3 separate regions of the Mus musculus genome follow, and all the other regions are linked to region 1. A link is a loop called in an ENCODE intact Hi-C map of the cell type or tissue named here. Cell type or tissue: heart. All regions are shown on one strand.

Region 1 (8,000 bases):
TAAAACAGCCTTTAAAAGCATTGGCAGAATTTCTGAGACAGAGGCTGTTACAGCAGCTCTGGTCCACATCGCACATTCAAACAATGGAGTCAATAACCCACTTCCATCTTCTGCTACTCTGTTCTGTATATTTTAATGAAGTTCAATGTCGAGAAGGTGATGACCACCAAAGCAGGCACACTTTTTCATACAAAACCTTCTTCTCGGTTTTTCTTGTCTACTGTAAAAGTCTAGTCTATGGGTTTACAATACTTCCATGCTTTGAATCTGAAACAACCCCAATGGCCTGTGCTATTTTGGAAGGCCACGGAATATTTGAGGTTTATTATAAACTTCTGAGTTTTATACCCAGCCCGGAGTTCTTCCCATTCGCCCGTTTCCCATCTGCTCTGACATGAACAACTGTTTCTGCCATGCACTCCTGACACCATGAACTGAGCCACTCTACAATGCTTTCCCTGGTGTGATGTCTGAAACAAAAAAATCCAAATTAATCTTTCCTCCTTTCAGTGACTTAAACTTGCTTAAACTCTAAGTGATAAAAATGAGAACTCTTCAATTTGACCAAATCTGTCCCCAGCTTTCCTCTCTTGCCACTGCCCTGTCTGTATTCAACACGAGTCTTGAGCAAAGCTGGCTGCCTTGAGGAAGCCAATGCATCCAGTCAGGGCTTTGGAGACCCGTGGTCTTGTAGTATAGGACTTCCTAGTCCCTTTCAGCGGGCTGACCTGGTGCCTGTCACTCTGGAAGGATTTGGGAAGGAATGGATATATAATACTCTAGTGGGGAAGGATATACTTCCACATAGGATGGCAGAAGTAAACTGGTCTACACCACCTTCCACTGAGTATAGGCAGGAAACACAACACAGACATCAACTAGTGCACACATGCAAAAACTGTACCAGCAACACTGGGGAAGAAGAATTCCAAAGACTGCTGAACCAGTAAGTCACCAATCACTGCCCTCTGCTATGCCCTAGCTGGATTCACGGCTACCTGCGTTTAGAAGTGGGTACCCGGGTGAAGAGAAAACTCCAGAAACCTCTTAATCCACAGGGAATGGGAAAGTCTAACGTCAAGAGTCTCCCACTTTTCTTGCCCCACCCCCACACCTTTCTGTTCACTCTTGTTCTCTCTCTGTGTCTCTCTGTGTGTCTCTGTCTCTCTAACTGAACTCTGTAAGGTGTAAAGAACAGGTTTGGAGGACCCTTTGTTGTGGCAGCTCTATGTTCCTGTAAAGAATCTTAATAAGCCCATTAAAGGAGCTGGCAATCTTTAAATCGGCTTGTTCCTTCTGTATTTGAGGTGAACAGATGTTTCTCACACATTTCCCTGGGATAACCTTGGAATATAACTTTAGGGTATGATTAAAGTATATTTTGCCAGAGGCTCACACCATTTGTCCTCACCAGTTTCTCTTTACTTAATACTTTGAGACAGAGTCTCTTGCTGAACTTGGAGCTCACTAGCTGAGAAAGACTAGTTGTCTGGCAAACCTCACAAATCTGCCAGTCTCTGCCTCCTTGCTACTGGGGTTATAGCAACCCACCACTAGAATAGACCTTCTACATGGGTCCTGGGATCAAAATCAAAGTCCTTAGGTTTATGTGACCAGTGCTTTATCAACTGAGCCACCGCTCCAGCCCTAAAGTTATGTTTTGTTTTGAAGTTTTATTTATTTATTTATTTATTTATTTATTTATTTATTTATTTATTTAGGTTTTTTTTGAGACAGGGTTTCTCTGTATAGCCCTGGCTATCCTGGAACTCACTTTGTAGACCAGGCTGGCCTCGAACTCAGAAATCTGCCTGCTTCTGCCTCCCGAGTGCTGGGATTAAAGGCGTGTGCCACCAAGCCCGGCTCTGAAGTTTTATTTTAAACACAAAATATATGTATTTAATGCATAAACTTCCCTTATTCATGTTCTGGATTTTCTGTTTGAGTGGTTTTGGTTGTTGCCTTTTCTTTTATTTTGTTTGTTTTGTTTTGTGACAGTGTCTCTCTATGTAGCCCAGGCTGGACTCAAACTTGCTGTCTTCCAGCCTCTATCTTACACGTGCTAGTATTACAGCACCATGCTCAGCCCCTTCCATCTTAACTGCTAAAGTCAAAACCACCAACTGCTAACAGCATCAAGCTGTATGACAGGTGGTGGCACAAACTCCACTTAATGATGAGCCCATCAAGAGACAGTGATCAACCTGTGTTGGGTACTATCAAAGGCAAGATGAAAGTCGGTTTACAAGCTCTACGTCTATGAGGCAAAACTAGTGAAGAATGATTGTGGGATCAGAATGGGCTACGTAATTCGGGGAGTTTCTTCCCGTATCTTGTAGTCATTACTGTTTTAACCATATTATCCAACTAATTTAAAGCACTCTGATTTACAATCCATTCATTTACCAAACATGAAAACACCTCCCTTTTTGTATTTATCCATCTTCATATTCATTCCATAAAAATGTAATGCCAGCTATATAACAATCATGGGTAAAACCAAAGCCTAAATAGTTAAAATAAGACACAGAGGATCCATTCCATTTTGGGTCCATTCTGTCTTTATGAATTAGTTCTGCATGCTCACTATCTAGCCAGCTAGACAGATGATTATTACATATTAATATTAAAGTGTCTGGTATTACCTTTTCCCTACAATGATATTTAAAGACAGCATTTGAATTATAGTGTGAATGCTAAGCATAACGCGTGTGTATGAGAATGCCACGATGAAACCCATTCATTGATATGCTAACTGAAGATTAATTTAAAAGGGAGATGAAGGAAGAAATTGTTAAGTAATATAAGCTGCTGGCTTACAGGAAACACAAGAAACTGTGAAGTGATAGAACCTAGTGGGGAAACCCCCACTCAATTCCCAATCCGGCGTGCACCCAAAGAATCATGAATAGACCACCCTGATGTAATTACTTGAGGTCGTTTAATGACGGAGCTCCGGACCGACATGCATCCCACACAGGAGATAACGGATGTCGGCCACGAGGCTCGAAAGCTAAGGGTTTTTATGGGGTAAGGGGCTTAGGGGTGTGAAGTTCAGCATAGCGACACACTATTGGCTTATTCAAACATCAGCAGAAAAATTACATGTACGTGCAGGGTGTCAGAGTTCTGTGAGTTGTTGACTCAGTTCAGATAGCCCTGTTATGTCTTCACATTCCCCTTTATCTTATGGTCAAGATGTTCCCAGGAATGTTTTAACTACGGGGCATACCCAGGTTTGTTTTTCTTTTTTCTCAGCCCCAGGCAGCCTCTAGGCTCACAAACAACCAGCAATTTCTGAGTACTTTATATGACTTACAGGTCTTGAAATTTCATCTTTCTTTCAGAAGCAGCAACAAGCTCAACCCCCCTTGTAGTAAATGAACAGACACTGCATACAGCTATAGGTCATGCTCACCTTCGGCTGCCTGGCAACAGCTCGAGTTTGTAAATGTGCTCTTCAGGTGAGGATGAGAATCTAGCTGCTCTCGTGCATTGCCTCTGAGTGAATACCTCGGTACAAGCTTGAACAGATGACTAGGTGGTATCTACCAAAATGTGAATGCATAGTTTTCTCTGTGGTTTTGGATCAAATGTTGGGAGAGGTGGTCGTTGTGAACTGAGCAAGTGCTCCACAACTGAGATACACTTTGAACCCTTGGTATTTTCAGACAATAGAACAGGACTGGGGAGATGGCTCAATGGCCAAACCACTTGCCATGCTAGCTGAATTTCAATCCCCAGAACATAAAGATTTAAACAGAGACTGAGCATCTCACGATCCATTTACAACATTTTTTCCAAACTGCCGAAATCACCTTCAGCATTTACTTAGCTCCTTGAGCATAGATGCAATGTTACTTAAAGACCTTGCCTGATGATTATATGATGATTAATCGTGGTTTTTTTTTTTTTTTAAAGAATTGAAAGATGGCGAGGAGACTAATAAAGCACACTTGGAATTGTATCTCTGAGGGCATGAATATGAATATAAAAAATGAAGCATGTCTCTTGATAATGAAACCCTTAGCTCCTCACTTAACATCTTTCTTACATTTTGTCATGAAATGATATATTTATATCAATAAGTAAAAGAGACATAGAATAAAAGTATAATCTCTTGAATTATAAGCAATATACACCCTAAGTCTTACATTGGCATGGATAACTCAATAAAGCATATTTTAAGTGATTACAAGCAGACAATGCTCTGCAGTATTTCAAAACAGAAGAGTACATAAATACAGACTGAGTTCTTGGTTCAAAGTTTCATTTTGTTTCTTACTGCCTGTGTGACCTTGAGTGACTTTAGCTCTCTGGGCTTATTTCCTCGTTGTTCAATGGAAAAAGCAATAGCTACCTCCCAGGATAGTGGGTAGATGTACTCAGTAAATAGTAGCTACTACTAGTAGGAATACTAACGCTTCCTCATGAATCCTGAGGACTTAGTATATGATTTGTTTACTCAACTACTAATCATCAAAACAGAAGTGTTCCCTCACTTCCAAAAATCAGATCTTCAAGGAAATTTAGCATTAAAAGGACACCATTTTTGTTGAATGCGCCATCTAGTGGTATATATTATATTCAAGGCTAGGCATCAACAGAAAATAAAATTTCACACTTAGTTAAAATGTTAGTATTGGAGACAGCTGGCTGAGGTCACTAAGCTATAAGAGGCATTATCACACACCTTTCTTTTTGTTTTGTTTTGTTTTGTTTTTAGAGGCAGGGTTTCTCTGTATAACTCTGCTTGTCCTGGAACTCGATTTGTAGACCAGGCTGGCCTCAATCTCAGAGATCTGCCTGCCTCTGCTTTGGGAGTGCTGGGATTAAAGGCGTCCACCACCACACCCGGCCCATCACCCTTTTTTTTTTGGGGGGGGGGGGTTCGAGACTGGGTTTCTCTGTATAGCCCTGGCTGTCCTGGAACTCACTTTGTAGACCAGACTGGCCTCGAACTCAGAAATCCACCTGCCTCCCAAGTGCTGGGATTAAAGGCGTGCGCCACCACGCCCGGCTCCCATCACCCATCTTTTAAGCAGTTCATTTCCCAACAGCTAGAGGATTGTTTGTTTTTGTTTTGTTTTGTATTTTTAAACTTTCTGGGATATTTGTGGCATTTACTATACCAAATCACAATATTTTTCTGACACTGATTTTCCATTTAAGGAAAACTGGGCCCATTTTAACTCTTTATCCAGCTAACGGATGTAGTAAGGAATGGGGATCAATTATGTGAGAGGCAATCAGGATACAGTAAAACTTATTATACAATCCTCTGTGAAAAGAATCAAAAAGCATGGCCTGGGAGAGGATGTTTCAGAGGCTTAGATAAGAATAAAATCTTGGAAGACTTGAAACAGAACATAATTAAAGAAACCAGAGTATTATGTAAGCAGAACAGCGTATGTAAATCCTGGTGCTAAACAAAAAGAAGATGGGAGAAGGCCCCTTCGTACAGAGCTTAAATAGGACAGAGATTGTAACAAATGCTCTTCCAGAGTTTGAATATCATCTCAACATTGAGAAAAGATGGAAGGGGTTTAGTCTGGAAGACACCAATTGGATCTGGCGCTCTGACTTATATTTTCAAAAGTTCACTTGTGTAAAACATCTGGGCAAAAACGTCTGCCCAGATGAGCTGCAAAAATTCGGGCCAACACAGTGAAAGCTGAGACAAGGAACGAACGGGACAGTCAGTAGAGACAAAAGGCGAGAAGAGGCAGTGGATCAAATATTTAAGAGGCAAAATAAACAGAGCCTGATGGAGGACTAAATGTGTACGTCCATGCCGTTTCTCACTGAACAAACCTGGGGGAGGCTTCCCGAGCGAGGGAGGGCGGGGGAGCACTAATAGGACGGAGGACTAGAATTTTATTGAAAAATGAACTCCGGCCACCAACTGTGAATTAACGCCAGGCAGGGCAATCATGAAGTACCACTCAGAAGCAATAGGTGCTCCGAAGGTCTCTTCAGACTTGCATCTCAGCGACTCTCTTGGTGCGCTGACACTGCGGAGCCTCGGCTCTCTCTCTCTCTCTTTCTCTCTCTCTCTCTCTCTTTCTCTCTCTCTCTCTCTCTCTCTCTCTCTCTCTCTCTCTCTCTCTCTCTCTCTCTCTCTCTCTCCCTCTCTCTCTCTCCCTCTCTCTCTCCCCCCCCTCTCTCTGTCTGTCTCTGTCTGTCTCTGTCTCTGTCTATCTCTCTCTCTCTCTCTCTCTCTCTCTCTCTCTCTCTCTCACTATTTCGCTACTATTTCAAATTCATTGAAATATATTGTCCAATTCAAAGGACCGTGTAAGGAAGACCTTCCTCCCAAGAGTCCTTCCGTCATCTAGACTGCACATTCTGGGACCGCACAGACTGGGCGCTCATTATCTTTGTGTCCGGGGACTCCAGTGCAGCGCCCTTACAAACAAACACTACACGACCCACAAACTGGCACAAGCCAGCCACCTTCCCCAGTTTAAGACCCACAAACACCTCACGCTTCCCTTGCTTGGCCTGCCGGAAGTGACGCGTGGAGACGGTGCACTTCCGGTCTCTATGGCCGCGATCTCATCCGGGGCCGGGCTTCTCTGGTTCGTTGTCTCAGCTGCTCTGGAGGATTCAGACCCGGTAAGGAGCTACGCGGGTACCACCGGTTAAGGCGTGGGCGCCTCTGTGCTACCTTGGCCGACTGGGGCCGGACTCCTGCGGGAGATCGCGAGGGCAGAGCCCGGGAGCTAGCTTGTCGGATCGCCGGCTCCGTTGCTGGGAGCGGGCCCCGCAGGCCTGCTAGGGTGCCCGCGGGTCGCAGTGCTGGGGCGGGCATGGAGAAGCGATGCCGCGCGTGCGGGGGCACCAGGGCTGTCCGGCTGTCCCGTGTCACCCTCCAGACACCCAGAGTCTCACATTCCGGGTGTGCGGGAGGAGGATCCGCCCTCTTGGTGACGGGGGACCGGTGCACTGTAAAGTGGCATACAGCGTCACTCACCGGCCCTGAAAGCATGTTGCAGACTCCTGGTGCCAAGGCTTTAAGTTGCCTGGCACACTGGATGCTGCCCTGAAAGTGGCAACTCGGTAGTTGAAATAATCCTTTGATTGTGTCTGGTGTATTCATTCATTAAAGAAGAAAAAGAAACTGTTCTCAGAATTGCTAGGTAGTATGCAAAGTAAAATACTCAATTTTATGTTGGAGCCAAATAATTCGTCTTAAAATACACTCCTTTTAAAACTGCTTACATCTGCATTCTAAATGAAAATCTCTAATTATGCATTTATTAAAGGTAAACAAACAAGATTTCTTAATGTGAAGTTTATTTTACAATTTGGATCACTAAAATGGGTTCATTGAAAATGACTTAAAGCCGGGCGTGGTGACGCATGCCTTTAATCCCAGCACTCTGGGAGGCAGAGGCAGACGGATTTCTGAGTTCGAGGCCAGCCTGGTCTACAAAGTGAGTTCCAGGACAGCCAGGGCTACGCAGAGAAACCCAGTCTCGAAAAACCGAAAAAAAAAAAAAAAAAGAAAATGACTTAAAACCATTAGACTGCAAATGGCAGTCACCCTCATTAAATAAGAGAAGACTGCCATGTGACTACAGACACTTTATAGACTGCCTTTATACATCTACAGGGGAAAGACAGACGAAAGGACAAGACTTGTGTATGTTTACTAATGTGCTTTGCAAGTAGTTGCATTGAAATGGCAAACTAAGCAAGCAGATTGGGAGAAGGCAGACTGGTTTAAAGGTAGGAAAAGAAATGGCCAGGACGACGGCAGGGTTTAAGAGGACCATTTACAGTATTTACATATGATTTCTAACTTAAAAATCATTTGCTGGCAAAATATTTTCTAGTTTTAACTAAGCATATGTTGTTTTCTTCAACTGAAGTAGAACCTCTCTGTTCAATGCCAAAATACTGTAGAAAAATGTCTACACAGCATACCATGTGTCTGTACCCCTACCTAAATGAAGAGTTTTAATGGTTTAAAGTTTAAAATGTGAGTATATTTG
Region 2 (8,000 bases), 48 kb before region 1:
TGCAGCTCATTTTGGTTTGAGTCTGGACAGGTCCCCAACAGGGTAAGTAAGAGACCCTTGCTTTGCACAGCTGGGTTTCCCCATAGACTTTGTGTTTTGCTTTGAGTCTTACAATTTGACTTTCTCTTCTGATCACAAAATGTACTTAGCCCCTGAGCTGGTGACTTCTTTTAGCTAACAATGCAGAAAGCCTTTGAGTTCTTAACCAACAGATGTTCTCATCCAGTGGGTTTGGCAGAATCCTTAGGGAAGAGATTAAACACAGTCTAGTAGCCCAGTTCTCCCTCAAGAATGAACATTTGTTTGTTTGTTAGTTTATCTTGTGCACATTTATTCTTTTCATTCTCATCTACTAGTATACTCTTCTATGCATGTTCCGCATGGTGCATGAATTTCACAGGAAGCCATCCAACCTGGCCCTCTGGCCCTTGAGGAGAAAGGAAACAGAGAAAAGCAAAAGTCTTTTGCTAACAGGCAAGCCAGTTACAGGATATTCTTGCTTATAGGTATTTGCTGACCTTTTTGATCCTGTCATCAAACTAAGGCACAATGGCTATGACCCTAGGGTGATGAAGCATCCTACGGACCTGGATGCATCCAAGGTAGGCTCCAGGCTCCATTTCTTTTTCCCATGATGCAAGATTTCCTGAATCCACAGACAGAAGAGAAAACCTATGAGGTGTTCCCTTGGTGAGATGTACCTGGAAAAATGGCCAACTTCATCATATGCCCTAGAAGGATAGGGGAGTTTAATAAGCTCCTTTAAGACATCTCTAGAGGACAATTTATGGGAACTTCAAACTTTCCTACAGTTTACCCCAACTGAAACTCCCTACTCCAGACCCCACCTTACTTAACTAAGGTTAAACCCCAGAGCTGGAGTTCCATCTGTCCGTTAGCCATGCTCCCTGTGATGCAATGCCAGAAGGTTTCCAGGGAAGCTGCATGTGCTCTGTGGCTACCATGGTGACCCTCCACTCTGCTCCACCCGGCAGATTACTCACGGGCAGTTTGATGAGCGCTATGTGTTGTCCTCTCGGGTACGCACTGGCCGAAGCATCCGCGGGCTGAGCCTGCCTCCAGCCTGCTCCCGAGCAGAGAGAAGGGAGGTGGAGAATGTGGCCATTACTGCCCTGGAGGGCCTGAAGGGCGATCTGGCTGGCCGCTACTACAAGCTGTCTGAGATGACGGAGCAGGATCAGCAACGTCTCATCGATGTGAGTAGGTGACAAATCACCCAGGGTCTACCTGGAAAGAGGTTGGATCCCCAGCTCTGACTAGGCCTCTACCCAGTTAGAGTTAGTCCTTCAGGGCTGAAGCTTGCCTGGGGCATCTCAAGGGGGAACACGAGTATCACCCCATCTTGGCCCATCATGTCACTGTAGGACTAGGTGCATCCTCTCCTACTAAGGCCAGACAAGGCAGTCAAGTTAGGAAAACAGGAAACTTCAGTATGAGTGCTGGGCTTGGCACAGGAGAGTGGAGGTGAATGGGTTATCTGCCTCCTGTTACCTATGAATAAATGAACTCAACCCGGTATGGAAATCTTACTCATGCTTAAAGGATCTTTCCCATACTACACTCTAAGAAAACTCTAGAGGCTGAGAGGATCTAGGCAGGAAATTAAGGTCCTTTCCATGTCTGGTTCAGAGCCAGCCCGAGCTGCCTACCGGCACTCCTCCTTGCTGCCTCTGAGCGCCTGTGGGCTTCTCACTGGCTCTAAGGTAAACAAAATGCAGTCCTTTGGGGTTTTATGAAACATGGTCTCAATATGTAGCTTGCTGGCCTCAAACTCACAGGATTGCTCTTGACTCTGCCTCTCAAGTGCTGGACATGGATCCTTTTATTTCTTCATTATTACAAATTTTAAAGGAGCGGTTATTTTTTAAAGTAATGTTGATGTAAACTCCAAGAAAAGAAGAAAGGAGGTTTTGTTATCTCAGAAGATATAAATTACTTGGCGCATCCTCTTTCCAAGCACACAGGGCAGCTATCTAGTTAGTTGGTACTCCTCAGTTTTCTGGTGTGTGTAGATGCTGCCACCCTCTGCCTGCCACTACAGAGCAAGGCTGCGTCTGCCTTAAGCAGCCACCCTGGCTTCTTGTTTATGGGTGAGCTTCCTCCCAGAGAGTGTCTTTCTACAACCTCTCCTCTCTCCAGTCTCCAGGGGCTCCCACTTGTTAGAGATTCTATCTAGATGGACCCCTGATTTTTACTTGGTATCCTGTCTCAGTGTGAGCTCTGGGCATCAGTGGTTTTGTTTTTTAAAAGCTCCCAAGGTGTTCCACCACACAAAGAATCTGAGACACACTGCTGAGAGTCCTCTTTATCTGTAATTTGAAACTTGATAAGCTGGCCCTTACCTACTTCCACAGGCTCATCTCTCTGCTTTGTCCCTTTTGGCCCACAGGACCACTTTCTGTTTGATAAGCCAGTGTCCCCTTTACTAACATGTGCTGGAATGGCCCGTGACTGGCCTGATGCCAGGGGAATCTGGTATGGTTTTTACATTTTCCCTGTGTGTTGAGGCTCTCAGATCATCTGCTTCTTCTAACCTGAGGTTGCTGTGAACTGCAGTTGACAGCATGCCGGGCTTGAGGGCTTGAGGGAAATGGGGACGCAAGTATAATTGAAAATGGTATGTGAGAGCGTGTGGTGTGTGTGTGTGTGTGTGTGTGTGTGTGTGTGTGTGTGTGTGTGTGTGTGAGAGAGAGAGAGAGAGAGAGAGAGAGAGAGAGAGAGAGAGAGAGAGAGAGAGAGAGTAGTTGAACTATTGTTCTCTTGTTTGAGGAATGAAGGGAAGGATTGTATTCTTGTGAGGGTAAAAACATTCTTGGCATCGTTAATGGCTGGGTTTAGTTTTATTCTCCATTCTGCAAGCTATCATTATTCTGTGGTACTTGCTCAGGCACAATTAAGAGATAAGGGCCATCCAGGGAATGGGGAAGGTGAAAAGAAGCAATCAGGTAATGAGATTTTTCCATGTGTTCAGATAAACGCAATTAACAGTCAGTACCGAATTTCTGTCTTCGTTAGGCATAATTATGACAAGACATTTCTCATCTGGATAAATGAGGAAGACCACACCAGGGTGATCTCAATGGAAAAGGGAGGCAATATGAAACGCGTATTTGAGAGATTCTGTCGTGGACTAAAGGAAGTAAGATTCCATTAGGGGTTTCTCGATAGTCATCAGAATAAAACCTCTCTAGTTTCCATATCTGTGTATGTATTTTAGATTTTTTATTATTATTTTATTTTATGAGTGTTTTGCCCACAGTGATGTCTGTGTACCACATGCATGCAGTACCCTTGAAGGCCAGAAGAGGGTGTCTTCGGATGCCCTGGAACCGTAGCAACAGATCGTTGTGAGCTACCATATGAGTGTTGGGATCCAAAAGAGATAGTCTGGAAGAGCTGCCAAAGCTCTTTGGGAAGGGCCATCTCTTTAGCCTTGGTATTTTCCATTTTTAAAAAGATAGCTTTGAAACTTCCAAAGTGGGACTCCTTCTTTCTCCTAAGAATCAAATCTTCAGAGTAGTGCTTCCAAAAGGGGCGGCTTTTCTCTTTGGAGGGGAGTCTGTGATTCACTATTTTCTCATTCTATTCTAAATATGCTATAAGGATAGAAGGAGTGGATGCGGTGAATGAAATGGGATAGGTAGAATGGGGCAGAGGCTGGGACATGGGCAACAAGAATAGATTCTCACAGGCTTAGCAGCAGAGAATTCCTATGCTCCCCTATAGTCTTTGCATAAAAAAAAATAGTATCAACAGATATTTAATGAGGGCTTAAACTCTTCTAGGAACTGTGTTAAATGCTTTATATGCCCATCTGATTGAAAAGATTGCTATTTATACTCTAATAGAAGAATTATCAAGCACAAGTCCCGTAGATCCACCAGTTTCACTCATGTGCTGTACTGGTCTTTCTCCCTGGTGTCTGGGTGACTTGAAGGAACAGGTACTTGAGAAGTCAGTCATTTGCACATTGTTACTCCATCTGTAGGTGGAACGATTAATCCAGGAACGAGGCTGGGAGTTCATGTGGAATGAGCGTCTGGGATACATTTTGACTTGCCCCTCGAACCTCGGAACTGGATTGCGAGCTGGTGTCCACGTTAGGATCCCGAAGCTCAGCAAGGTAATGGCGGGTGACCAGGAGCTTTGTTGAGTCCCTTCAGGATCAGCTCAGATATGACTTCTTTTCAGAAGGAAACATCAGTGTTCATTCCTTAACCCTGACCTTTGGCACCTGCAACAGAGCACTGATGGAAGGGGCGGGGCTGGCTTTAAGTCATTTGCATTAATTAACATAAAAGGATCCAGGCCTGGACAAGGGGATGGTGCTTCAAAAATAATAATCTACCACTTAACAAGTCAGGATAGGTGTGGGAGCTGCCCTACTATGCTCTCTGGGTTCCTGTCACCTTGTTTTTACATCTGAGCATGCTTGAGAAGAGAATGGCCTGGAGGGAGGACTTAGGCAGTACAGGTTGTTACGCCATTCTTGTGCGACTTGTTCTTTGTCTTGTTTTTTGTTTGTTGTTGTTGTTGTTTTTTCATTTCTTATTTGTATTTTGTGCAGTTTGGGGGGAGTGTGTGGTACACAGTGAATGCCATTGGACAATTTGCAGGATCTAAGGATTCAAGTCAGGCCATTCTGCCTGGCAGCAAGCGCCTTCACTCGGCGAGGCTGCCAGTAGGGGGCGTTGTGTGGACCGCTTAGAGCATTTTCCTCGGTTCCAGTCACAATCAGTCCATGTTCTAGCCCTGAGGAAAGGAGAGAGCATGTAGGCGTGTCCAAAAGACTTAAGGTGTAAGATGGGAAGTGATGGGGCTGGTGAGATGGCTCAGAGGGTAAGAGCACCCGACTGCTCTTCTGAAGGTCCAGAGTTCAAATCCCAGCAACCACATGGTGTGGCTCACAACCATCTGTAACACGATCTGACTCCCTCTTCTGGAGTGTCTGAAGGCAGCTACAGTGTACTTACATATAATAAATAAATAAATCTTAAAAAAAAAAAAGAGAAGGGAAGTGATACACTTCACTTCTGCTCATTCTGGTGGCAAGGGCTTAGCTAGCAAATGGCTACATCTTCAGCAGCTCCTGGGCTGGGAGAAAGAGAAAGCAATCCTGATGTATAGCTAGCCATTTCTGCCACAGCACACAAAGTAAATCGAGGACGCTTAAACAATTTTAGAGATGTGCAGCCTATCAAGAAGAAGGCATGCATTTTTTTGTTATTCAAAATTCCAATATTAAGAACATGATTTTCCCAATGGAGGAGCTAGAGAAAGTACCCAAGGAGCTAAAGGGATCTGCAACCCTATAGGTGGAACAACATTATGAACTAACCAGTACCCCGGAGCTCTTGACTCTAGCTGCATATGTATCAAAAGATGGCCTAGTCGGCCATCACTGGAAAGAGAGGCCCATTGGACATGCAAAATTTATATGCCCCAGTACAGGGGAACGCCAGGGCCAAAAAGGGGGAGTGGGTGGGTAGGGGAGTGGGGGTGGGTGGGTATGGGGGACTTTTGGTATAGCATTGGAAATGTAAATGAGCTAAATACCTAATAAAAAATTAAAAAAAAAAAGAACATGATTTGAAGTGATTTAGCTTCATGGTTTTAATTATAACAATGAAATCGGTATACAGGTGACTAGCAAACACACAAAAGCTGGCATCCATAGCAAATACATGTGTGCATTTATATGAAGATAATCAACTGCAATTCTGCTGACTTCCGTCTAACTTTGGGCAAGTTAATCCCCCTGGAGCTGCTTGATTATCTGAAGTTTAGGGGTTAGTATAGCTTCAATTGTCCCCTATGAGTTTATAAGTTAGAGATTTCATCACCAGATTCCAATGCCAATGGCATGTGTAACCTTGGGAGGTAATTAGGATTGTTGAGGTCCTAGCCTTGGCCTCCATGATAGCATTAGTGGCTATACAAGTAGAAAGATCCAAGCAAGCATGTATGCTCTGTCTCACCATGTGTGACTCCTGCCACAGCATAATGCAGCAAGGTCAACCCTCACTAGATGCCAAAGCAGGTGCCAGCACCATGTTCTTGAACTTCCAACCCTAACTTCAAACCAAAAGGGCTTCTATTATTATGAGTGACCTGGTGCCAGGGACTTTTTTTTTTTCCTTTCAAGACAATACATAACTTTAGCTGGCCTGGAACTCCTTATGTAGACCAGGTTGGCCTCAGTATCATAGAGATCCACTTGCCTCTGCCTCTGGAATACTGAGATTAAAGGCATGTTCCACCATCCTCTGGATAAGGTAGGGTTTGTTTGTTTGTTTGTTTGTTTACAGCACCAGAAAGTGGACTTTGATGGTGTGAAAGTAGTAGCCACTTCATTAGCTGTTGGGAGGCTTTGAGCCCAGTGCCCACGTATAGTGTAAATATGCTATCGATGGTTACTGGTCCTTTTTAGCATCTTTGCTCAATGACCTCAACAGTATACCTTCTCCTAGGATCCACGCTTTTCTAAGATCTTGGAGAACCTGCGGCTCCAAAAGCGTGGCACAGGTGGTGTGGACACTGCTGCAGTGGCAGATGTGTACGATATTTCCAACATAGATCGGATCGGCAGATCAGAGGTAAAGCCTCTCTCAACCGGAAATGTACTAACGAGGGTCAGCCTGACTGCATTCACACAATCCCATGTTCCCCACCGAATCCGACTTAACTATTCATTCTTGTGTTTCTCTTGCATGGAAAATAACCCTTGGAATAACATGGAAGATACACAATCCCCTCTGAGTCCTTTTAGGGAAGTCGAGGAATCACAGTGGGGCTGTTGTTAGAGAGCAGCCCCCTGAGAGCTGTCTGAGCCATCACAAGCAACAGACGCTCCCAGGTGCTAAAGGACAGCAGTCTTTTATCCCCAGGGACTCAGAGAGCACGTGTGCTGTCCTTCTGAGAGCCTAAACGTGCGAAAACCTCTCCTGACTCTGGATTTCCCTTGCTGAAGACCACATGCTATCATCTTTGTCTTGACATCTTAGATCCTTAATAGTTTCCACGGCTTTAGTGTAGCCTATAAGGCCAAGGGACTCCTGTGATAAAGGAACAATAGGTTCAGTGAGACGAGTCAGAACTCATTAGGAACAGGCAGCTGAGTACTAAGTACACACTGATAGTCAGCACAGGAAGTTATCTCAACCTGGGATGCAGCCTCTGCTCACAGGACTAAGTATGAAGGGCCACTGTATAAAGTTCTCTCAACTTGCAGAGTCAAACAGAGCTTAGTGTTTTATTGTAAATTTCTAAGGGATATTTATAAAAGTTAGTAAAGTGTCTAAAAGTATTTTTAGAGCCATATATTTAATCTAGCAGTACTCATTACCATTTTGTCTCACAACATATTCTACAACTTATGAATACCTTATCATAGCAATATAAATAACATGACTGGGGATAGAGAAATACCTTTTCAAAAAAAATTTTATGTGATTTTGGGTAATTATATGGTAAAAATATTCCTTTACATGTTTAACATTTTCTGATTGGTATTTTAACCTACTTTATGTATAACTTGAATCACAATTCTAGACAGAATATAATCCTAAGAAAGGAACTGGGAAAGTTATATATCACCAAGTTCCTTCCTGAAAAGTTTAAAAGGGCCCCACCTCACCACACCCTGTCCAACACAGGACACATCTATTGGAGAAGGGACCATGGGCTCAACTAGATGTAACTGGCTTTGTGGCCCAACCTTCCCTCAAGGCCCTCGTTTCCTTCTGAATGAAAAGTGGTTGAAAGGTTACTGAGCTCCATCCAACTTACGGCTGTTCCACCTGCTGTGTAAATAAGGAAATCTGTATCATGAGCATATTCAGTGCTCAGAGCGTTGAGAAGCTGGCCAGAATTTGTATCTAAAGAATAACACACAGGTGTCATTGTATAGTCTTCTGTACAAGAGGCTGATGAAGAAAAAGTTCATGGAGTCATTACTAGTTAGAGTAATTGCTACTCTT
Region 3 (8,000 bases), 670 kb before region 1:
GAATATTTAACTTAACAAAAAGTTAAAGGTTGTGATAGAGCTTTCTAGTTTAATTCAGACAACAGAAAAGAAAAAACTGTCATTTAACTTATATAAAATGTAATCATTGTTTTGATGCCTTTTTATTATGTGAAATATATTTTTGTATTAAAAACACTCATTGTATCTATCAGGAAGTCACACTAAATAACTCTGTGTAAGAAGGATTATTTATAAAGCATTGCACCTTATAGATCCAGGCACGTGATTCTCCTCCAAATCACACTTGGACCAGCCAGACACATATTTGAGGAGAATGTCCACAAGTAATGTGAAATGTTACAGGTAGTAAATAAAACGGCAACGTCGAAATGATGTAATATAAAGATGATTACATATCAGGCTCATTTTGTTTACATAATTTGTTTCTTTTTCAGTATATTGTATACTGTGAAGTATAACTGTACAGTTTATGAATATTGAACTTACCAAATAGTGGAAGGGTCTTCTGTGGTAAAATAACTTTGAATTTGTTTTCATAGTGTCTACAAACAGTAAAAATTGGAATCCTAGTCTAAGATGTTAGAGGCACATTTTACAGCATTCTTTGGAGATGGGTTTTTTTGAATGCAGACACTTGCTTTATCATAGTTTTTCTTCACATTGGACTTAATTTGAAATTTTAGTAAAGAAATTGGTTGGCTCTTTGTAGTCAATCTACAATGATCTGTTTATGGTCTTAAGACGACTTTTTTTTTTTAAAGATTTATTTAATATCACACGTAAGTACACTGTAGCTGTCTTTGAACACACCAGAAGAGGGCACCAGATCTCATTACAGGTGGTTGTGAGCCACTATGTGGTTGCTGGGATTTGAACTCAGGACCTTCAGAAGAACAGTCAGTGCTCTTAACCTCTGAGCCATCTCTCCAGCCCTTAAGACAATGCAACTCAGTTTCTCTGCATTTTGAAATATGAGGTGAACTGTAATCTTGCTTTATGCATCTATTGAACAAGCCATGTGCCTGTGTTTGCTACATATAAAAAAGGACCATTATCAGGTTTCATCAGTTGAATTGTAAGTTCCTTCATTTTGGATGTGTGGAACAGAGAGTTAACATACAGGGACATTTTAACTGCTGCAGTGGAGAAATGACTCTTGAGTGAGTATGGGTTACTGACTGGAGGATGCCCGTGTCTGCCTCAGGAGGAGCTTGTAGCACAGTGGGCATTTGGCCTCAAGTCTGAAACACCAAGAACGCTTATGATTGAATAATAAAAGTCTTACTTTGACAGTTGTGTAGGTTCCTGACAACCTAGGTTTCTGTGTTGTTTCATGGAAGTTTCTTTCTTTCTTTTTTTTAAAGATTTATTTCATTTATATGAATACACAGTAGCCATCTTCAGACACACCAGAAGAGGCCATCTGATCCCATTACATGGTTGTGAGCCGCTATGTGGTTGCTGGGAATTGAACTCAGGACCTCTGGAAGAACAAGCAGCCAGTGCTCTTAACCACTGAGCCATCTCTCCAGCCCCTAGAAGTTTAATAGAATAATTTTGATATGATTCAAGTGATAAAAGACTTTCTTGAAATAAAACAGAAACTGCTTACTTATTCTAGGTTTGATATTTTGTTGAGTGGCTTTGAAATGTTTGACTTGTGTGTACAGTTCAGCAAAAAGAAACATGAAAATTTAGCGTGTTAATTTTTTGTTCCTTTCTGCAATTAAGATGCTTTTTACCAATGGCTGAGTAAAAAATGTCCAGACAGAAGCAGTAGGACCTTTATAATCCTAAATGCTGTGCAGATCCCACCTGCACGGATCTACCCTGTTCTTCCACCACATATCTTCAACAGGTAGTCATCTTTATCGTGTGTGCCATCCCATGAATTGGAGGTAGTAGCAGCAGTGATCTTATTCCTCTCTGTTTCTTAAAGTGCACAAGACATTGGAATTGCTGTAATTATTGTGCTGTGTGAGAGAACACTTGAATCTGTTTCTCCCACCTGAAATGTGTCCTGACATCTTACATCGCCCCACTATCTCCCTTTCCTCTGCCAACTCTGCCCTTCAGCACCAGCAACCACCATCATCAGTTTTTGTCCAGGTCAGCATTCTTAGGTCAGTGATAGAAGTGAAATCATGCAGCCTTGGTCTTCCTGGGCCTGTCCTCCTTCACCCAACATCTGACAGTTCATCCTTGTTGCAAATAACAGGGTCTCCTATATGAACCCTGAACTTCATGATGGGCCTTGCTACATTTTATCTATTCATCTACTGGTGGATCTTAGGTTGGTTTTGTGTCTTGCTTTTAGGAGTTAACATTGCAGTGAGCACAGGGCACAGCTGCCTACCTGACAGTGATTTCCTTTACATACGCAACGACTCATAGTTTTTAACTTTTCCAGGGTCATCCACACCGTGTTCATAGTGACATTTCTTACTTACAGTGTAGCATTGTGTAGTCATACTATATTAATTACCTGGGTTATGGAGTGTAAGTAGGTTCCATTGCTTCTGTCTGAACGTTTTTTACTCCGCGATTGGTAAAAAGCATCCTAATTGCAGAAAGGAACAAAAATCCATTAGAAATCTTGCCTGTATTCGTAGGAGTACTTTGATAATAGCAATTTCATTACTAACAAGGCTGGTGGTTAGAACTTCCAGGGTGAGGGTGTTGGAATGTTGAAGCTCTAGCAGCATCTTCTTGTGCTGTGTTTAGCTCCCTTAATTGCATTGCTTACTTGACCTCATGTCCTTGTGACTAGGTGAAACTTTTGGAATGTGTTAACACAGTACCAGCCTGAAACCCAAGAACCGTCGGATAGGAACGGAAACGTGCACTCAGTTTGCTGTAAACTGCATGCCTGATGTTTCCACAAAAGTATTTGAAATTTTCCAGGATATATAACTTTCTTAAACAGCGAAAAACACTACTAAACTATGCAATATGTCTGGGGCAACTGGTTTCGTGTTCTAGAACGATTATCACTCATACTTGGTTCAGGAATAAACTCTTGAGGTGAGAGGTGTGTGGTTTATGCTGTTTGTAAAGAAGTAAGTTTAAATGTGAAGATACAGGTAGAAAACCAAAGACCATAAAGCAATGGGGCTATATTTTCTGGCTGAGCTGGAGGAAATCCAGAGACTTTGGAGACCCGGTTGAGGCCAAAATTGCCACTCAAGTCAGAGTGACTTAAAAATTTTACTCTCTGAAGGGTTGGGCGAGAACCACTTCCGTTTGTGCTGTCAGGTAATGTATTCTAGCTTTGCAGCCCGCTGTACCCTAGAATGAGTAGCTCCACACCAGAACTGGACCACTGCACTATGGGAAATGTGCCCCGCAATCCTCTCCCCGCGACCCACCTCCTCTCTTCCCACTATCCCCGCTTCTCTCCCTGCCCCAAGCCTAGCAGTTCCAGTGCGCATGCGCACCTTTTACATCACTGGCGCAGAGGTTCCGGTCAGGTCATCTGGCTTCCGCCAGGAAGACAACCAGGAGACTGCCAACCTTGTGCACCTGCGCAGATCGCTGCGTCTGTCTGTCACCATGGCAGCATGTGCAGGGGGCCCGGGTAAGTGTGGAGGGTTCAGCGGGCAGGGTACCGCCTACTCTTTTTCCTGTTTTGTTATTGAGTTGTAAATGCCAGTGTCTGCGGGGTGTTCAAGTGGTGGCTGATTTAACTGAGGCCGAAGAGTATCTCCGTGTGACAAAGGTAGAAACAATTTAGGGTAAATCGATTGTTTAGATACAAAAGGAAAATTCATTTTTGATATTAAAAGTTCAAAATGGTTCAGTAAGGTCTCTAGTCCTTCCCAATCATTAGCCCATTTCCCCCTCAAATTTCTGCTACACATTCGTGGGTGGATCCTTCCAAAAAGGTCTTACATACATACCACATTATCTTTTTTTTTTAACCTTTCACTTTTTGTTTGTTTGTTTTGTTTTATTTGTATGAGTACACTGCAGCTGTCTTGAGACACGCCACAAGAGGGCATCGGATTCCATTACAGATGGTTGAGAGCCACCATGTGGTTGCTGGGGAAGTGACCTCAGGACCCCTGGAAGAGCAGTCAGTGCCCTTAACTGCTAGGCCATCTCTTCAGCCCTCTACCTTCTTTATTTTATTTTTTTTTAAGATTTTTCATTTATTAAATGTAAGTACACTGTAGCTGTCTTCAGACACCCCAGAAGAGAGCATCAGATTTCATTACGAATGGTTGTGAGCCACCATGTGGTTGCTGGGATTTGAACTCAGGACCTTCAAATTTGAAGAGCAGTTGGTGCTCTTAACCTCTGAGCCATCTCTCCGTCTCTGCTTTTTAACACACACATAAACATTAAATATTTCTTTATTTTGCATAAAACCTTTGAAGATTTTAAACAATGTATTTTGATCAATTTATCTTTCCCTCTCCCCCAGATCTTACCAAACCTCTCTTCAACTTCACACTCTTTTTATTTGTTCTTATATTTATCAAACGTCAAAGAAGGAATAGAGTGGACTCTCTCAAGGTTGGGGGCCTCCCTCTGGTTTTGTACTGTGAATTTTAAGAAAGTTTCTGTAAATGTTTATGGTGCATATTTATTGGGTAAGGTGAGACTTTTCCCCTCCCAACCCATAGTAGATCAATTCAATATCAATTTCTTAGGTATTTCTTCCCACGAGGCCCACAAAAGAGGGAGAGGTAGGTGTCAAAATCACATTGGCAGGGCTGGAGAAAGAGCTCATTTGCAAAGCTTCTTGCCTTGCAGGCATGAGGACAAGAGTTCCATCCACACAGCCTGTGTGAAAACCAGGGACCCTGGTACAGGAGGGCACTGGGGGGGATGGGAACAGATGGATCCATGGAAGGAGATAGCACACCACTCAGAGTTGTCTTCTTGGTAAGCTCCAGGTTAGCAAGCCTCCCTCTCTCAAAACACAAGAATGACATCTGTGACTGTCCTCTGGTCTCCTCATGCACATGCTCACACAGCCATACCACACTGTAATACAATGGCACTGGCTCTTTGGAAGATGCGCGCCCTTCCTTAGTGAACAAGTGTAGAGAAAAGCGCTGGTGCTTTAGATGTTTCTTATGCAAAGGAAACAACATAACTGTGGCTTAAGGACATCTAACACGCAAGGGGGCATTCTGACAGGAGACACCGCCCCACCCTGCAGCTGTTTTCAATTCCCTCGTCTGAATCAAATCTCAAAGGCCTAAGAGCACTGTGCTAACAGGGATGCTCTTCTCCAGGAGGTGTGGATGACAGTGTTCTTGCCTTTCTGGCCCCTTGGCTCACAGGGTCTCTTCCTGCACCTTTCAAGTCAGAAATAATTGATTGAGTTCTTCTCACTATATCACCTCAACTTTTACTGGCCTTTCTCCCTGTAGACTTATAAGGACCTTGTTATTAAAATGTATACACTCATATAAATGTCCTTTTATTTCTGATTAGCAACCTTAAGTTCCGTAAAATATCTTGTGCCCTCGCTTTCTTGAAATTTAAAAAAAAAAAAAGACGCAAGTTCACAAAGATGCTGAAGGCGTCTGACTAGCAGCCTTAGTTTCTTCCTTCCTGTGTAATACATGGACAGGTCCCCATTACCCCTCCTTCTGTAGGGGCTCCATTGCTCTAATGCTTTCTTCACTTCTGTCTCTGAAATTCTACTGTACCTAGAGAGCTGTCTTGTTCATTTTAAGGGCCATAGAATGGACCCTATGTAGTGTTAACAAGCATTTGAAGTTTTACTCCTGCTATTACAGGCAATGCATTATGTTTCTTTTTTTTTTTTTTTTAAACATTCTCTTTTTTTTTTTTTAAGATTTATTTATTATATGTAAGTACACTGTAGCTGTCTTCAGACACTCCAGAAGAGGGAGTCAGATCTCGTTACGGATGGTTGTGAGCCACCATGTGGTTGCTGGGATTTGAACTCTGGACCTTCGGAAGAGCAGTCGGGTGCTCTTACACACTGAGCCATCTCACCAGCCCCATTATGTTTCTTGAATGGAATATATTCTCCCAAATGAGTTTGTCTATGGAATAAATCCATAGAACTAGAATTTCTCAATCAAAGGGCAGATGTTCTTTGTGGTGGTTTGAATAGGAATGGCCCCCCATGGGCTTCTAAGTTCCAGTGAGTGCTTGGTCTGTAGTTGGTAGAACTATTTTGGGAAGGATTGAGAGGCCTGGCCTTATTTGAGGAGGTGTGCCATTGGGAGCAAGCGTTGAAGTTTCAAAAACCCCATGACAGGCCCGAACCCCTGCCTTGGCTTAAACTTTAAATAAGATCTAAGTCCTTAGCTAAGTCTCTAGCCCCATGCCTGCCTACCTTCTCCCTGCTATGACAACCATGAATTCACTCTCTGAAACTGTAAGCAAGCCCCCAGTTAAATGCTTCCTTTTATAAGTTGCCTTGGTCATTGCAATGAGCCATAAATTACCTACTTTATATGTTCCAAACATTTTAAAGTACACTAAGCTGAGCTGTGATGCTTTGTAGGTATGTTGAATGTATTTTGAGTTAGGCTATTTTAACCCAACAATTAGCTTACCTGGACATAACTCCATTATAATTCACTAAGTACAGAAGAGCAGTTTACCTAAGAAAAATGTATTTGGCATGCATAAAAATCCTGCATTATTGTGTATTACTATTTGTGTAAGGTCTCTTTACACTCTTTACACTCTGAATGCAGTGTAAAGACAGCTGAAAGGCGCCACGGCAAAACCTAACGTGCACTGTTTATGAATGCCTAGGTTTGTTCCAACAACCTATGTGCCAGGAAAGAAGGACCAATTTTCTAGGTCATTTGGTCTCTGTCTATCTGTCCCTCCTAACCTTATTTTAGGTAGGATCTTACTTACATCCTGTTGTGTAGTCTAGGCTGGTTTTGAACTTATAACCTATCCTGAGCCGCTGAGATGTGTGATTTTAGTGTCCAAAGCCACAACCATTATGATTTTAAAAAAAAAATCATGAATGTATACTATGATTTGATTGTTTTCTTACTTGGTACTTGTCACTACTGAGAATTAATGTGCCTTCTAGAATGACTGAATTGAATATTTAAATATGGCCATGCATATTTTTGCATACATGAACAGGGCCTCATGCTGGAGCAGGCACTGCTGGGGGCAGTGTTCAGCCATCTCTCTTTCCTTTATGGAGAGTGCTTGCTAAAGATGTCAGACATTGTCTTTATTGACCCACTATTTCCTGACTAAAGGAATGGTTTATAATTTGGTATGTAAACTACCAACATGCTGGGACTTGAAAGATTGCTCAGTGGTTTTACAACCACTTGCAGAAGACCTGAATTTAGTTCCCAGCACCCATTTAGTAGCTCACAGCTGTCCGTGACTCCAGTTCCAGAATCCAGTGCTGTATTCTGGTATCTGCAGGCAATAGGCACAGACATGGTGGACAAAGCACCCAGACACAGAAAATAATGCCATGTTTATAAAACTTGAATCAAAATGAACTGAGGTAGTTCAAAATGAAAGAAGTGCTATTTTCTGACCAAAGATTAATTATTGCAATATATAAATATATATTTAAAAATTTATATACTTTTATACATGTGAGTGTTTGTTTTCATGTCAGTCTGTACGTCACAGGCATGCAGTGCCTGTGGAGGCTAGAAGAGGGAGTTGATTCCCTGGAACTGGACCTCACAGAAGGTTGTGAGCATCCATGATGGTGCTGGGAATCAAACCTGGGTCCTCGGAAAGAGCAGTCAGTGCTGTTAACCACAGAGCCATCTCTCAAACTCCCTCCTTTTCCTAATATTTTATTGGCAATGTGTGATAGCATTTTTTTTTTAGGCTTTTAACTGTTGCTAGGCAGATATAAGCTAACAGTTGGCAGAATATTTGGCACACAAGGAGGTTAGCGCTGAATAACAAGACCTAGAGAAACCTGGTAAGGCATAAGCCACTGGCGGATGTATGCATTGCTTGTATTTGTATGTGCCAGCTGAGCCTGTGAATGCTGCCCAGAGCGTCACGGTGTGAGGGTAGAT

The links. A loop is a pair of places that touch in the nucleus more often than their neighbours do. Peaks named below come from ENCODE experiments on the same cell type or tissue, not always from the same donor. Only the 100,000 strongest peaks of a DNase experiment are listed, where the experiment ranks them.
Region 2: it touches region 1 in a loop (2.8-fold over the local background); 6 of 42 quality-filtered maps call a loop at or near these places.
Region 3: a loop joins it to region 1, with 5 times the contacts of the local background. A loop is called at or near these places in 2 of 42 quality-filtered maps.

The regions. Positions count from the first base shown.
Region 1 is chr13:91,806,228-91,814,227 of GRCm38, reverse strand. Zcchc9 (zinc finger, CCHC domain containing 9) reads left to right here and starts at 6,532. Exons shown (of 6, transcript NM_145453.2): 1 at 6,532-6,618. In heart, CTCF peaks have their summits at 4,575 (motif pointing left) and 6,987; a DNase peak (open chromatin) is centred at 6,567; H3K4me3 peaks cover 2,188 bases; H3K27ac peaks cover 1,726 bases.
Region 2 is chr13:91,854,355-91,862,354 of GRCm38, reverse strand. It overlaps Ckmt2 (creatine kinase, mitochondrial 2), which reads left to right. Exons shown (of 10, transcript NM_198415.3): 4 at 507-602; 5 at 996-1,217; 6 at 2,411-2,496; 7 at 3,037-3,160; 8 at 4,010-4,144; 9 at 6,492-6,617. Among named protein-coding and RNA genes, the nearest start is that of Ckmt2, 19 kb to the left of the region's middle. In heart, CTCF peaks have their summits at 3,316 (motif pointing right) and 4,694 (motif pointing right); no DNase peak of the experiment used is centred here.
Region 3 is chr13:92,479,487-92,487,486 of GRCm38, reverse strand. Fam151b (family with sequence similarity 151, member B) reads left to right here and starts at 3,456. Exons shown (of 6, transcript NM_001163627.1): 1 at 3,456-3,559. The coding sequence starts at 3,535. Gm52060 (a long non-coding RNA gene) reads right to left here and starts at 3,414. Exons shown (of 3, transcript XR_003950692.1): 1 at 3,351-3,414; 2 at 2,468-2,542. In heart, a CTCF peak has its summit at 3,963 (motif pointing right); DNase peaks (open chromatin) are centred at 3,466 and 3,976; H3K4me3 peaks cover 1,274 bases; H3K27ac peaks cover 930 bases.